Regions from separate parts of the Homo sapiens genome. Here region 2 is linked to region 1. Evidence: chromatin loops called from intact Hi-C (ENCODE). Cell type or tissue: heart left ventricle. All regions are shown on one strand. Links, peaks and the distances in the headings refer to the core of each region. The heading gives the core; the rest is flanking DNA.

Evidence for each region. Peaks named below come from ENCODE experiments on the same cell type or tissue, not always from the same donor. Only the 100,000 strongest peaks of a DNase experiment are listed, where the experiment ranks them.
Region 2: a loop joins it to region 1, with 5 times the contacts of the local background. A loop is called at or near these places in 3 of 110 quality-filtered maps.

Annotation. Positions count from the first base shown.
Region 1 is chr1:3,183,662-3,189,027 of GRCh38, reverse strand. It overlaps PRDM16 (PR/SET domain 16), which reads right to left. Exons shown (of 17, transcript NM_022114.4): 2 at 2,554-2,903. LOC107984909 (a long non-coding RNA gene) reads right to left here and starts at 1,470. Exons shown (of 2, transcript XR_001737869.2): 1 at 1-1,470. RefSeq lists an enhancer at 1-175. In heart left ventricle, for the core only: no CTCF peak of the experiment used is centred there; a DNase peak (open chromatin) is centred at 2,305; H3K27ac peaks cover 2,788 bases.
Region 2 is chr1:3,256,171-3,261,536 of GRCh38, reverse strand. All of the region lies in intron 3 of PRDM16 (PR/SET domain 16), which reads right to left. Among named protein-coding and RNA genes, the nearest start is that of MIR4251, 130 kb to the right of the region's middle. In heart left ventricle, for the core only: no CTCF peak of the experiment used is centred there; no DNase peak of the experiment used is centred there; H3K27ac peaks cover 796 bases.

The sequences.
Region 1 (5,366 bases), core at 97-5,096:
ACCAGGGGGAAATAGCAATCAGCTCTTTCGGGACAGGTGGAAAATTCTGGGAAGGCTGCTTAAGGGTAAGATGTCAGTTTTCCTGCCCAAAGGCCCCAACTGAGGTGGCTGGAGGTGGGGAGAAACCTCCTTGATTGACGGACATCATTCATTTCAGGCAGAGGTGGCTGCCACTTAATTCCCGCCCCCTGCTTCCTCCTCTCTCTCCTTCTCAGAGGAGGTGGTGGCTTCCTGCCCAGTTCCAATGTCAGCTCCCGAAGGCACCGACGCACATGGCTGCCCCCCGTCCCATCTGATAGAAGCAACAAAACTCAAAGGTGGTCCCAAAGCCAGGGAGTCGGTGCCCGAACTCGCAAGGAAAACAAGGTCAGGCGAGATCCTGCCGGGTGCGCGGGGAGCACCGTTTGAGGGCGTCGGGGGGAGAGTAAATATTTCTAAGCGCCGGCAGGAGGGGTATCTGTCAGGTGGCCACCGTGGAACAAAGCCCTCCGCAGAAACGGGAGGTGCGCCGTGAGGAGAGCGCGTTCCCTCACGTACACACACACCCGGGATAAACACACCACAAAGTCAACAGGCACCGGCAGGCAGTGGCGCAGTCTGCGCTGGGCCTGGCACCACGCGGACATGGTGATACGGGCCATTTCTTTAAAAAAAAAGCAAATAGAAACTTGTATCAGAGTAGACAAGAACAAAGTCACCTGAAGGTCATCCAAAGTGCTACCTGCAGGGCCCCTGGACCTCTCACATCCACAAGCCACCTCCTGATTACACAGTCCAGACCTTTCTAAGTGTGACGGACAAACACCCTTGAATTCCCCTCCCACACACCAGGCAGGGAGGGACAGGCCACTTCTGCCAAAGTTACTTTCACTGCACAGCCAAAGATGAATATTGCTAGAAAAATGCTCTCCTTGGTCCCATGAGGGTCCTGTAGGGCCATGAAGCTGGGCAGTGTCTCCACTGAGGTCTTCGACTCCAAACTCTCTCCCTGTCCTGCTTCACTGGGGCCCCTGGCCCTGGCCAGTCTCTCCCGAAGGTGACCCGACCTTGGGCCCACACACACTGTCCTCTGCCTCTCGTTGGGGGGGTACGCCCGTTCCACAGGGGCTGCCCGTAGAGCTGCAGCTTCCACCCTGCTTGACGGCCGCAGACTCTGCCGCACGTTTCTTCAGGCACCGGGACCCCCACAGCTCTGTAAAGGGCTGGGGGGCTTTAAGCTGACACTCAGGGAGTAGCTCCTGAGTCTCCCTATATCCTTGACAAGGAGCCACACAGGACTCTGTGAGCTACCAAGGACCACATCTGCCTGCTGGGAGCTGCCAAGGTGCCCTGGTCTCCTTGCCCAGGGAGGATGCACTCAGCTCTGCAGCGTGCGGGGCAGCCTCTGGTCCCCAGGCCGTCGGTGTTCTTACAAAGGGCTCTTAATGCCGCCAGCCCGGGGAGGTGCTCAAGGGCTGCTGGAGGCCACAGGAACCTCCCCACGGCCTGTCTGAGTTGGGGCAGGCCTGACAGTGAGCATGGACCTGGCTGGGGACTTCTCCAGAGCCACGAGCCACCAGGAGAGCAGGTGGGCAAGACACAGGACCCTGCCCCCACCCGTCTGGGGATCCTCTTCCCTGCTCAGGCCATTTGCCCATGAGGAGCCCACCTCCATCCGGGCACTCCAGAGGCTGGGAGGCACAGGGGGAATCCGACTGGTGTTCCCATTTTCCACCCAGGCAGGGGCCCTGCCAAAAATACCACCGACAATTGGCTGCGTGAGGCCGGCAGAAGGGCCAGGGCCCACCAGGAAGTGCACTTTTTGTGGGGGGGTGGGGCTGTTAGTCCCCCTAGGACCACTCAAGGGACCCCAACACCGGGGCCTAGCGTCCCTCACAACCTGGGCAGGACACTCCGGGTGCTTCCCTCTCAGAGCCGTCCCAGGGACGCCCTCTCTCCTGACCCCTGCAGCAGGATCACCAGGCCAGCTTCAGACCCTCAAGGCCAGTCACGTCGTGGTGGGAAAATTTAAACAGCCAGCCATCCCTCCCTGGCAGGTCGGGGCCTGTGCCCCTGGAGTTGGAGAAGCTGAGGCTGCTCTTAGGCCACTGGCTGACCGGGGCAGGCGGGGAAGACGGCAGCCGGGGCAGCGTGGCCACCAGGTGTGATTTGTGAGCGGCTCCACACTGCCCTGGCCTGGAATGAAGCCCTGGAGTGCAGCTGCCTGTTCTGGGACTTCCTATTAATCTCCCTGCCCTGCCGCGATGGCAGTGTTCGCGCCTGGGATCCGGCGGGAAGCACGGGATGTTTTAAGACATGAGCTCATGAAAGACACATTTCCGGGAGAGAGTGGGCGTGGCCTACAGGGCTGACAGGCACCCACGAGGACCTCTGATGCTTTCTGAGTCGCATCAGGCGAGCTGCAGGATAAAATAGGCTGGGAAATGTGACATTTGAACGCTCTCTCTGGCCGCGCCTCCCGCCTCGGGCAGTGGCTGCTCAGCCCGGCTTTATAAATAGATTGAACACAAGATAAATGGCCGTGATCAATCATACTCAGGCGCGATCGCTCACCTCCCATCCGAAGTCTGTCTCCTTTGCCGCCGCCCGGGGCACCACCACGCAGGGGCCCAGCCTCTCCCCGGCTTCCATCTTCCTCTTGGCCCAGACCCCCAGGCCAGCCCCTGGGATGGAGGACTCTCGGAGCTCGAAGTCTGCTGGGATCGGAATGTCTTCAGGAATGTAGACAGGGGCCTCGTACGGCGAGCCCTCCTTGGGGGTGAAGTCCTCGCTGGTGGGGAAGGGGGACGGTGGCCCCACGGGGATGGGCGACATGGCACTGTCCTCGGCCTCGTCCTCCGCGCTGTGGCTGGCCAGCAGGTCCCGGTTGGGCTCATACATATTATTTACAACGTCACCGTCACCTAAAGGAGACAACGCAGCGTCAACCTCTGCAGCACGTGCCCCACCCAGTGTGTACAGCTCAGGGAGCGCCGGGGACTCGGGCATCAATGGGCACCGAGGGTGCTCAGGGGCCCAGAAGGCCCGGCTGCCACCCCTGCCCGGGAGACGCTGCCTCCACTCTGCCCTGAGCCCAGCTGCCATCACTCGATGTCAGAGGCTCCAGAGGATGGGATCCTACCAGGCTCCTTTGGGGCCAACATTTCTGATGGGATGGCACAGCCCGACACACCCTGGCTCACCCACCCTGGCTCCCACAGCCACCTGAGGATGCGCCGGGTGGTCCTGCCCTAAGGGAACTAGGGAAGGAGCTGCCTGTGCCTTGCAAGCCTGGGGACAGCCGGTGAAGCCGTCACGCGTGGCGGCTGACCCAGGGCTGGCTGATGGTGAAATATTTGCACCAGAACATTCCAAATGTCCTCTATAGCCTTGGAAATCAGGGACGGCAGAAGTCCTAAGTGCCTGGGAGGACTCAGAGTTTGGGTGAATGTGAAATGTGCTCAGTGCTGCTTCCCTGCACTTGGGCTGCAGCCTGGACATCCCTGCACTTGGGCCGCAGGCTGGACATCCCTGCACTTGGGCCGCAGCCTGGACATCCCTGCACTTGGGCCGCAGCCTGGGCATCCCTGCACTTAGGCCACAGCCTGGACATGCACTGGGGTAGGGCTGGCTGGGTCTTGGGGAGGCTGGTGGAAGTTCCTGATGATCTCGACACAGGCTAGGAACAGGCCTGCTGAGGTCATGGATATCGGACTCATGGGGCCCCAGGTCACTGAACTAAGCAATGAGAGAGTGCCCAGTTTTTCTGTCTGGGATAGGCCTTTGGGGTCCGTCCTAAGAGAGGATGGGTGCCAAGATAGTGTGTGTGTGCAGCCGAAACTATACCAGATTGTAGCCTGAGGCACCAAGGGAGATGGGCAGGGCGAGGAGGAGTCTGGACAGGAAGAAAAGCAAAGCCCTCCACCCAGTGCAGCCAAATCAGGACTCAGGCAGGCGAATGTTCACAGTGGCAGATTCACCATCGCCAGAAGGCAGAAACAGCCCAAATGTCCGTCTGCGAGGGAATGAGGGAACGGATGAGTAGTGGACGGTACCTCCCCTCCCCAAGGAGGAAGGCGGCCTGGACCAGCCTGGGACATGCGGCACTCGGCGTAGGAAGCCGATGCAGAGGGTCACACCTGTGGCACCACCCCTCCCCAAGGAGGAGGGCGGCCCTGGCACGCGCAGCCTGGACCAGCCCCCGACATGCACCACTCGGCATAGGAAGCTGATGCAGAGGGTCACACCTGCTTGGCGGCATTTAGACGACTCATCCAGCACAGGCCCCCAGAGACAGAAGCAGATGGGAGATCTCGGGGACTGGGGTGGGGGTGACAGCGAGAGGCCCAGGTCTCCTTTCGGGGTGATGAGGTGTTTGGAAACTAGAGAGGGGGTGGTCGCACTGCTGGGTGAACGGCTCACTGCCACTGAATCGCCCCCTTTACAGAGGTTGAATTCTGCCTCGATAACATAAAAAAGGCAGGCGCGAGTGTTAGGTGGGGAGCAGCGGGAAGGGACAGGAGGTGGGGTGAGCTCCGTCACCCTGACCTGATCTAGATCTTTCCACGCAAGCCCCTCCTTCTGTGGCTGCCTCGAGGACCCGTGAAAGTGACTGGACCCCGGTCCTGCTGGCCCTCGCCTCCCGGCCCCCGCCCCGCACCCTGTCGTTGGCTGCGGAAACAGAAGCCTCTAAGGAGACCAGAACTTTTAAGTACAGGAAAAATGACTTCAGATTCCTCACACTGGTTGCAAACAGATCAGCACAAGAAGTAGCAAAATGCTTTCTTTCAAAAGAAACCAAAGTCTTGGGGGGAAAAGTCGTAAGGAAAACACTTATTTAATTGATCAGCATTCAGAGAAGTAATTATTATGTTTTAAGTGGCCAACGGGTCCTTTCTAATTGACGCGGCGGATCCTTTCAGAGACGCAGCCACAGAACTGCCGCTGCTGTTCCTCCCCCCTAAAGACCTGAAGTTGTTTAGGTTTGAAAGAACACCCCCATAACCCCCGCCCCGCTGACCGTGTGCAGCAGAAAGGTACATTGGGGGGGGTGGTAATTAACATGGCATCTTGTTATTTGGAACTGGTAACTGCACGGAGCTCGCAAACAAAGTCGGGTTGGAGGCCGAAGCCCCCTCGACGCGCTCCTTAACTCCTCTCGGGCGTGGGCGCCTCTGCCCGAAGGACAAGTAGGAATTAGAACCCCAGGTGTTTCTGGGAGTTCCGCTGGAGCCCGAAGTGGGGCAGCGTCCGCATCAAGTGCATATCCGTTGCAGGGCTCCGTTTAAAACATGGCTTTTTTCTGTTTGAATTCTACTTCCCAAAACCCCTGACCCGCTGGAGGAAAATCAGCGCTTTAAGGGCATGTTTAATTTACTGGCCAAGCA
Region 2 (5,366 bases), core at 175-5,174, 72 kb before region 1:
GGACTCTCGCCACTGTGTAAATAGACTTTGCAAAGGCCTCAGCTTTCTCACCCCGTCTCCAGCTCTCCAAACCCACACTATGAATTGGCGGCTTATCAGAAGCCCCGTCTGGCAGCTAAAAGATGTTTCCATGCATTGTGAGGCTGCATGGAAACCAAGTCATCTCGCCCCAAGGACAAAGGAACTCAAGTGTTTGAAATGCAAAAATATTTTGACCCGACTACCTCATTTTTCAAAGGAAAAAAGTAATTCGCGGCTCACAATTCACTTGCTATCTCGCAGGAAGTCCTGTATTTCTTATTCACTCCCCAAGGCCCGCTTCTCTGTGTGAGAGGTCACCTAAGAGGACCAGGGCGTGAGGGACATTCAAGAGTTTTCTTTCTGCCTCTTCCTGTTTTTTTTTTTTTTTCTTGTTAATGCCTCATGTTTGTGAAGGACTCTCCTGAGCACTGTTCCATGCCTTATCTCCCGGGGTCCTCCCTAGCCCAGGAACTTGAGTGGGGAACAGAGTGTCTACCCTCTGTTGCCAAGGCAGAAAACAAGGCCCTGAGAGGTTAAGTGACTTGTCCCAGGTCACGCTGGTTGATGATGGAGCCAGAACTGAAGCTTCTGGGGTCTTCTGGTCCCTTGATGTCTGCCCTTTCCTGGGCTCTTTGGTTCTCCCATGTAATGACTGTGTCTAGATGGGACCTTGAGGCTCATCATCATCATCGTCATCATCAATGGTATCATCATCACTATCATTGCCATCATCATCATCTCCCTCATCACCTAAATCATCATCTTCCTCATCATCACCACCATCACCATCACCGTCATCACCCCACCACCATCACCATCATCAACACCATCATAATCAAAGCTATGATCATCATTTCCTTCATCATTAACATAATCACTACCACCATGGTCACCATCATCTTCATCTTCATTATCAACCTCATCACCAGCATCATCACACAAATCTTGATCTCACTCTGAGTCTCAAGCATGTGCCAGGTGCTATTTTAAGTTTGCTTTACACACCACAACTTGTATAGTCACCACCATAACTCTGAGGCAAAAGTTATTATTTCCACTTTACAGACGAAGAAATTAAGGTGTCAGTAGGATAAAGGAGTTTTCTTACAGAGCCCTTTGCCTTCCAGGAATTTCTTTTCACCACCAAGTCTCCCAGGCCCACAGAAAGTGCTTGTGGACAGACCCTCATGGGGGCTCGGAAGCAGCTCAGAAGAGGCTTAGCAGAGAGGCAGCCTGTGGGGTTAGAGCTGAGTAAAACCCCAAAGGCCTGTGGAGCTGTCCTTGGGGCCTGGCCCCCCAGAACCACAGGAATCCAGACAATCAGGAGTGCTCCCTGCTAGGCCAGGGTGTGGGTAGTTGCTTGGGTTCACACAACTAAAGCTGTTTGAAAAGCAAAGAGTTTCTTTTTGAGAGTGGGGTTTCAGAAGGTGGTCTCTGAGGGGTACACCGCAGGGGAGATGCAAGTCTTCCCTGGAGTTGTATGGGGAGGTGGGAAGGGTGTGTGATGCTGGAAAACCAGGGGCCCAAAGAAGTGCAGGGGGCTTGGAGGATACTATGGGGAGAGTTTGAGGGCCACAGCTTAGTAATGGAAGATCCTGGGTGCCCTGTAAGGAAGCCTGGATGAGGGACACACAGACGGCACCTGCTGCACTAACGAGGGAGGGACAGCTGGGACCAGACCTGACCATGGAGAGGGGAGGCATATCCCAGGCCCAGTGGAGAGGCGCATCCCAGGCCCACGGAGGTGGCTCACGCAGAAGTCCCTTGCTTGGGGCTGGTTGTGGGGACCACACTCTTTCCAACCTCAGAAACCTGGACAGCCCAGAGCATGCGGGGCTGCAGGCTACGCTGCAAAACACTTCACTGGGTCCCCTCTTGCCCCAGCCTCCTGTTCACTAGTTGGTCTGGGTTTCAGGGCTTTCTTGGGGGGGCCTGATTTGCCGCTTACTGCCTATGTGGCCTTGGGTGGTGAGTTTACCTGCTTGAATGCAGTTTTCTCATGATTATGTGGAGGGGAAGAAAGGCAGCTGCCTCACAGGGCTGCTGTGTGGCCCCCAGAACTCACCAGTTGTGCCCTAAGATCATCCCTTGGCGAGCTGCAAGGGGTGGCCTCTACCACCCAGGCCTGAGCCCAATATGGCCTGACTTTGCACACGGAGGGTGCTGCCACGCCCAGGCACAGTCATCATGGTGAACGAGGCCCAGGCGATGTCTCCCCAGCCCCAGCTGCAGCCCCTGGAGGGAATCCCTGGGATCTTCTGCTTCCGGCGCCTGCCTGGACCCTCCTCGTGGGTAAGCTGAGGGTGACTCGAGCCTCCCCTTGGGCCGGTGTGAACTACTGAAGGGCTGTGTGTGGGCAGAAGGGCCGGGACGGAGGTACTGCTCATCCCTGCAGCTCCCCACCGACCCAGGGTGCCCGCCAATCCAGGCCTTCCTTCTGGCCTAATTTGCTGCTTTCTCCACCTTGCCAGTTCCCTTTTGCTCCCGCCTCTGCATTTCTCGTCCAAAACAGAAATACAAAGGGAGGAAATCTATTCAAAAGTCCTCCTCCTCATTTTATTTTTGCAGCTCTCTGGGGTGCCCAGGCTTCAGATTCTCTTCCGATAATTATCTGCCCTTTTGGGGCCTTGGTAACCCAGAGCCTCAGGTTTGGGAGGCAAGAAGAAAGCCCTGGCCTGGCTCGAGCAGGGAGCCTGTTCCCCGGCAGAAGCCGCCGCGCGCTCACCCCTTCCCCTCTAACCCGGTGTGCGTGAGCCGGCTACAGTGGATGCTTTTTTCTCCAAATATCTCCGCTTCCTCTCAGCTGATCTGTGATGAACACCAGACCAGACTCTTTTTATGTGATAATTTTCCATCCCAGGCAATGCAAACATTTCTGTGGCTAATAATCTGAGTCTTGGCCGTTGCTCAGAAATAACAGAGGCGAGGTTCCAACATAAAATAATACGTCTTGCTTTTTATTACTTAATTTATCAACACTATACTGGAGAAACATCTTGTTAACTGGGCAAGAAGAAACAGTTTCCCAATGCAGCCCTGGCTGATGGAAGTGGGTGTCAGGTGGAGTAATGAATCCCGTTAGCATAAGAAGAGGCCAACGCTGAAAGAGAGTATTATTCAAAGAGGGAAATATTACTCAATAAGAAAACGGTACACTCACACGGAATCTGTTACATTAAGAATCCCACTCTTTCTGGCCAAACTCAATTTGTTATCCTCACAATATCCCCCCCATAGATAACAGATGAGAAGAGGAATAGCCCTGAGAAGGGACTCCTCAGAATCTGCAAAGTACAGGGATGCAGCCAAGCCCACCGCAGGAGGACACGGGCATCTCAGTGCAGCAGGACGGTAGATACTTGCCTTCCCCACCCCTCCAAGGTCTGTGATGATCTGATTTGGATCCTCACAGCTGGAGGTCCCCAGGGAACTGGGGCACCAAAAGCAAAGGCCTAAGAGGTCCTTGTTGCAGGGAACTGAGGTCCCAGAAGAATTCAGACTCCAGGAGGAGTCTGGTGAGGTTGGTGGAATCCAACCTCATGTCTCCAGCACCCAGGACAGCTCCCCACCCACAGTAGGTGCTTCCTAGACACAGCTGTCCCTGTGGTGGGGACACTGGTTCTCACTCACCTCCTCCCACTGTAGGTACCCAAATCCAAGGATGCTCAAGTTTCTTATATAAAATGGCATCACAGTGAATCAGCCCTCCGACTGTGCGGGCTCCGATGTGTGGTTGGTTGTATCCTGGCAGCACTATTAAATGGAGAAGTGTCTTCAAACGCCAGCCTGCAAGACCCCAAGGCAGGCGTATTTGTTGAATGAATGAGTGAGTGAATGAATAAATGAGGGATGTTTTGAAAAGTAGAATTGAATCAGACACAAGGAACTCACTAAGCAGATCAGTCAGGGTGAGCAAGGTTTATGCCAATGTAACAAACAGCTTCTAAAACTCATTGTCTTAACCAAGTAACAAAGTCTTATTTTTCCTAAATAAACATGTGACTTTTATTTTTTTCCTAAGCCCAGTGTGACTTGGCAGGGCAGCTCTGCTTGTGGTAAAAACTTGAGGAGCTCTCTGGGACTCTCTGGTTGCAGTGTTGGAGAGCAGAGAACTCTGGAGGGACCACACCAGCAGCTGGTGCCCGGCCTAGAGCAGCAGTGCCCTCCCTCATACTCACCGGCCTGATGCTCCACCCAACCCCAGGTGGGCAGAGAGTCTCATCCTACCTCGTTCCTGGAAGGCAGAGAGCCAGAAACTGGGGTCAGCTGTGCCAGTGGCACCCACACACATGAAGGAATGATCCACAACCCTGGACCACAAGGATTTTAGAATCCAACCAACTCGAAGAGCCCTCCGCGGCCTGCCAGGTACTACCAGTGTTCATTGACTACCTTCGCCACTTACTGAGTGTTTGCTGCAGGCCAGCACAGCCCTACGTGCGTCACTTAACGTATTAACAAGTAAAACACCCCCATCGGTGTTCATTTAAAAAAACCATCCATTATCTCAGCAATAAGGCATATTATCATTCAAAACTATTTCCAATCAGCCTTTTCAGACACGTGTGTCCTTATGCATGTGCATGTGTTTGCATACGATGTGCCACTTCCAGAAAACTCTTTTTTAATGAAGACTTTATTTATTTATTTATTTATTTTGAGATGGAGTCGCACTCTGTCGCCCAGGCTGGAGTGCAGTGGTGCCATCTCGGCTCACTGCAAGCTCTGCCTCCTGGGTTCACGCCATTCTCCTGCCTCAGCCTCCCTAGTAGCTGGGACTACAGGCGCCCGCCACCATGCCCGGCTAATTTTTGTATTTTTAGTAGAGATGGGGTTTCACCGTGTTAGCCAGGATGGTCTTGATCTCCTGACCTCATGATCCGCCTGCCTCGGCCTCCCAAAGTGCTGGGATTACAGGCATGAGCCACCACGCCCGACCGAAGACTTTATTTTTTAGAGCAATGACAGGTGCATAGGAAAACAGGTGGACAGTACATTGTTCCCCTTGACTCATTCTCTCCCTGTCTCCCCGCAATTCCCCCGTGATGAACACCTACGTTGGTGTGATACTCTTGTTACAATAGATGAACGAGTATCAGCCCGTTATTATTAACGAAGTCCACAGCTGACCTGAGGGGTCATGGTTACGCATGAATGTAGAATGGGGCGTGGACCCACCTTGGGAGTGCCACACAGAGCCCTGCCCCTGCCCTGAGCCCATGCCCTGCCCACTCATTCCGACCCCCAGCCCGCAGCAGCCCCTGATGATTTTGGTCCTTCTACAGTGTTGCTTTGTCTGGAGTGCCATGGAGTTGGAGGCATGGAGCATGCAGCCTTCTCAGACT